2 separate regions of the Mus musculus genome follow, and region 1 is linked to region 2. Evidence: chromatin loops called from intact Hi-C (ENCODE). Cell type or tissue: gastrocnemius. All regions are shown on one strand.

Region 1 (2,500 bases), 480 kb after region 2:
AGAGGGGAGCTGAGCAGCTTAGAGGCCAGGTGGCAGTTGGGAGGGAGGTCGCCCTGCGACCGAAGCTTCGCGGATAGGACACGGCTCATCCGCCCAGGGGTCGGGCCCACAGCCAGGGGAGCTGAGGGCTGGGACGAGGCTCGAGCCCAAGCCCTCTTTCGGACTGACTGGGACACCTCCAGGAGGCGCGCGGGCCAGTCTCGGGATTAGAAGACAGCGCGACTGTCCCCTCCCCCCACCCCTGAGAACTAAGCTGGAGGCGGAGGCGCGAGGCAGGAAGCACCGGGCCGGGGTCCCGACCCCTGACAGGGCCGGCCGGCGCGGGCCGCCAGGTGCCTCACTCACCACGTCGTAGACGTTGAGCACCACTAACTGGTTAGCCCCCATCCTTCTCCCCACGGCCGCCGCCTCGTTCTCCAGCCGCTCGGTCTCCGCGGGGCGGAGACGCTGCCACCCCCGCGGGCGCCTCAGGCAGGGCTCGAGCCGGGCACTAAGCGTCCAGCCCGGCCCACCGCAGCCGGGGCGGAAGCATCCGGCAGCCGGGACCGCTCCCGGGAGACGCTGTCAGGAACCTGTATGAGGACCCGGCTAGACAGGTGGAGAGGCAGCTCCAGCTCAGGCGCCTCCCCTCGGCCGCAGACACGTGGGGGAAGGCGGGGCCTGGGCGAGGGGCGGGCTTTAGGCACCCTGGAGGCGGGGCCGGGCAGGATCCAGGGATGAGCCCGCCTGCGTCTTGAGGTTCTCAGGCTCTGCAGCTGGAGACCTAAAATGGCGACAGGCCGGATGCCTCTTCACCCTGGTGGCTCGAGGTCGCAGAAAGACTACCGTTCCCAGAAAGGAGAGCGGAAACCCGCGATTCCTATTGGGCGTGTAAGCAGTCTGACTACATGTCCCAGCATGCACCAGGATATTGTAGGCACTCACGTCTCCCTGGGAGACTACAGTTCCCAGGATGTCATGCAGGGGATGTCAACCTCCCTCTAGGTTGTGGATTTTGCCTTTATAAGCCTGTTGGAAAATAGGGTCAGGGTCAAACTCCTCTACCACTGCGTAGTGTATGAGTCTCAGCCTCAGCATGCTGGCTTGTGTGCCATTAAAAGACAAAAGTACATAGAGTTTGTCCAGGGAACCTTCGCTGTTAGTCCTTGGTTAGCAGAGACTCCATTTGCCTTTTAGTTTTCAGTGCTGTTTTTGGAGTTTGTAGCGTGAGATGTGAATACAACGTAATGTGAAGAAGTGATGACTAAGTTTTCCAAAGCCCTTCTGCTTTTTTTCTTTTTTAATTTTTGAAAATAAAGAAGTGAGGCAATAAATGGAGGAAGGTTACCCTTGTAAAAGTGGGATGTAAGAAAGTCTCAGTTAACCCTCAAAACAGAATTCACATTTAGTGAGAGTATCCTGCGCTGGTTGGAAGAGTGTAGCAACTCATAGATTAGCTCAGTCCTAGGACACAGTGTTTGCGCACCCATTCAACAAATATATTTTGTGTTCCTAGTGTATGCCATGTAATATGGTAGACCTGGGAATTCAGCAACTGAACAGACACGGGAGACAAACAAAATTCCAGCAATGAGTATTTTGTAGAAAAATTGAGATAATTTAGAGTTATCTTAGGATGTGTGGGCAATGACTAGTTTTAAGCTAGAATCTGAATGACAGAAAGCTAGTCAAAAATAAGAAAGCCAAGAATTCCAATTAGAGGAGACATAAGTACATAGACATAAGACATGTTTTCTGTATTTAAGGAACAAAATAAAAGTTCTCTGTGGCTAGAACATAATGAGCAAAGAGGTGATCTGTGGACAGACAGTTAACTGGTCAGAAGACATCCTGAGTTTTCAGTTAACTAAGATTGAATATCTATTTTACATTTTAGATTTATCAATTGTGTGTGTGTTTGTGTGTCTCTGTGTGTGAAAGAGTGGAAGAGAGAGTCAGAGAGAGAAAGACAGAGACAGAGACAAAGACATCGAGGGGTGCAGGTGACCAAAGAGGACAGAGGGCAGGAATGCTCTGCAACCGAAGTTATAGGCTGCTGTAAGTTGCTTGACCTGAGTGTTGGGAACCAAACTGAGATCCTCTGCAGAGCAACAAGTGCTTTTAGTGGGCAAGCCATCTCTCCAAACTCTGAGGTTGGATTTTAAATGAAGAGTTGGTAGGGTTTGAGCCAAGGAACGACATGAATATGTACATAAGTCTCTTAAAAGATTGCTTGAGAGCTGGAGAGATGGCTCAGTGGTTAAGAGCACTGGCTGCTCTTCCAGAGGTCCTGAGTTCAAGTCCCAGCAACCACATGGTGGGTAACAACCATCTATATTTGGGATCAGATGCCCTCTTCTGGTATGTCTGAAGACAGCTACAATGTACTCAGATAAATAAAGTAAATAACTCTTTAAAAAAATAAAAATTGCTTGAGTTTCTTTCTGTTGGGTACACTCTCAAAAATAGGTCCTAGATTTTTCACACATTTGGGTAGATAGTATGCTATTCATAATATATC
Region 2 (2,500 bases):
AGCACAGGTTTCAAAACTCACCTCCATGCCCCTATGACATACCTTCTCCAACAAGGACATACCTCCTAACCTTCCTAAATAGTCTATCAACTGAGAACCAGACATTCAAATAAATGAGCCTATTGGGCCATTCTCATTCAAACCACCACAAATGGCTCCTGTGAAAATGTTTTTCTATTTAACCTCTGTTTCTAAGAAATATCACCAGACAAGCTCTACTGCATGCTGACATTCTCCCACCTCCTCTGGCTCTGGCAGTCCCACCAAGTCTCTTGAATGTCTATAGCTTAGTGTTAGCTTCTTAGAGTATCCACAGGACCACACATGACATCCAAAGGGACATAAAGGATACGGGCAGTGAGATGGCCTTCTAAGTAAGGCTGACTCGTTGCTTTATAGGCCAAAGTGGGATGTAGTGCTGTGGACACAGATTATCTGTCTCTGGAAGTCCAGTGATAAAATTTTTATGAGAGGTAACTGAGAACATGCTATAGAGAGGATCATTCTTGCAGGAACCGACATGTCAGCATCCTGACAAGAAGGGAAGAACAATGTTATAAAGCAGCAGCATTTACAAGTGGTACTGAGGCCTGTGGGAGAAGGAGAAACTGGGGTTTTGTTAAGCAGTTGCTAGATGTTAAGGCCACATGGCTCCCTGGCAGCCTATAAAGAAGCACTTGCCTCTTAGAGTAAAAGGCAGACTCTGTCATACATCAATTAAACAGAAGTGGTATAATTCCATGAAGAGGGGTAATAAATAACTTAGTACTGTTGGATATACAAAATTTTTGATGCATATCTTTATTTTTTAGGACATTTTAAAAACATTAAACCATCACTGATGCTTAATCATCAAAGTCAACTTGCTTGTATTAAGAATCACACTGGAAGACAGGTGATAGTTCAGCAGTTAACAGCTCATAACCAAATATTAGAAATCATCTTGGAAACGCCCCTGTGGGTGTGTCTATCAGAGTGCTTCCAGAAAGGGTTAATCAAAGAAGGAAGACCCACCCTAAGGGTGGGCGGCATCAAAGGGACAAGGAGGCTGGGGGTAATGTGACCAGCTGTCACATGTTCCTGCCACCTTCATCCCCTTCCACGATGGACTCCAACTGTGCACCAAATGAGCCTGTCCTTCCTCAGGCTGTTATTGTTAGGTATTTTGTCACGACAAGAAGAAAAGTAACTTATAGACCATCCTTAGCCAAGGCTTCAAAAACAAACAACAAACAACAAACAACAACAACAACAACAAAACCAGGCTGTGGAAAGGCACATGCACTCCAGTTTAGCATCCCTGAAATAGAAAATGCAACAGTTAAAGAGGCATTTACATCATCTGGCAAAACAGGTTCTTATGGCCAGAGTCCTGGCTGCAAAGGCCTGGCATGTGGCCATGTTAGAGAAACCAAGCTGCAGGCCCCTTTCATGATGCTGACTAGGCAAATTCTCTGGAGGCTCTAGGCGTGCACCCATCCCTTTCTAACAGTAGGTGGCACTGTCGTGCTGCAGAAGACTCACCCTGGGCAACAGGCACCCCTTGGGAACTGCCACATCTCTCCTACAAGGTAGACTGAGAAATTGAGTTAAACTCCAGCATAACCCAGCTGGGGAGGCACTGGGCCTAGCAGGGGAAGAAAGTAAGTGCATGCTGAAGGGAGAAATGAAACCAGCTAGTGTGACTAGGAGGCAAGTGTCATGGTGAACAGAGGGCTAAAATACAAGACTGGGGAAGTAATATTGCCTCAGGTGCTTCCCATGACACAGGGCCCTCCCCTCTGGCAAGGAACCCAAGTGGGAAAGACTTGCTACCAGGGTGGTTCTCAGGGACCTGGAATAAATAACTGATAACTAAACAGCACATGAAACAGAAAGGTCCATTTTCTCCTTAGCATGGACTGACTGGGACAGATATGCATGAGCCAGATTATGTCCCTTGGAAGATGGTAGAGGAACAACATACTGTCCACTCAGGGCATCAGGGACATCAGGGACATGCTGCTGAAAACAGCCTAAGCAGCGCTCAGCTCCAAGATGCTCTCCTTGTCAGGGAAGTGTAACTTTAATTTTTTGAAGTGCCTAGTTTTAAAAAAAAAAGATTTATTTATTTTTATTTATATGAGTACACTGTAGCTGTCTTCAGACACACCAGAAGAGGGCATTGGATCCCATTTAGAGATGGTTATGAGCCACTATGTGGTTGCTGGGAATTGAACGCAGGACCTCTGGAAGAGAAGTCAGTGCTCTTAATCACTGAGCCATCTCTCCAGCCCTGAAGCACCTACTTTAAATGCTTTAACTTCCATTTTAGCCCACCACCCACCAGAGGTAGTGGGAAAGAAAGGATACAGGGAAAATAGACCTATTTAGAAAGGTTCTTTGGAGCAACTTCCATCTGTGTTGTCTGGAAATCAGTTCAGTTCACAAGTTAGCAGTGGCAGCTTGATCCACTCGCAAACACCTCAGGGATACATCGGCAGTCCAGTTCGGTAGAGTT

The links. A loop is a pair of places that touch in the nucleus more often than their neighbours do. Peaks named below come from ENCODE experiments on the same cell type or tissue, not always from the same donor. Only the 100,000 strongest peaks of a DNase experiment are listed, where the experiment ranks them.
Region 1: it touches region 2 in a loop (2.9-fold over the local background); 2 of 42 quality-filtered maps call a loop at or near these places.

What each region holds. Positions count from the first base shown.
Region 1 is chr1:177,981,550-177,984,049 of GRCm38, reverse strand. It overlaps a transcript of Catspere2 not described here. Among named protein-coding and RNA genes, the nearest start is that of Catspere2, 8.6 kb to the left of the region's middle. In gastrocnemius, a CTCF peak has its summit at 941; DNase peaks (open chromatin) are centred at 382 and 742; H3K4me3 peaks cover 1,302 bases; H3K27ac peaks cover 1,264 bases.
Region 2 is chr1:178,462,903-178,465,402 of GRCm38, reverse strand. All of the region lies in intron 3 of Efcab2 (EF-hand calcium binding domain 2), which reads right to left. Among named protein-coding and RNA genes, the nearest start is that of Gm31289, 40 kb to the left of the region's middle. In gastrocnemius, a CTCF peak has its summit at 1,492 (motif pointing right); a DNase peak (open chromatin) is centred at 1,473.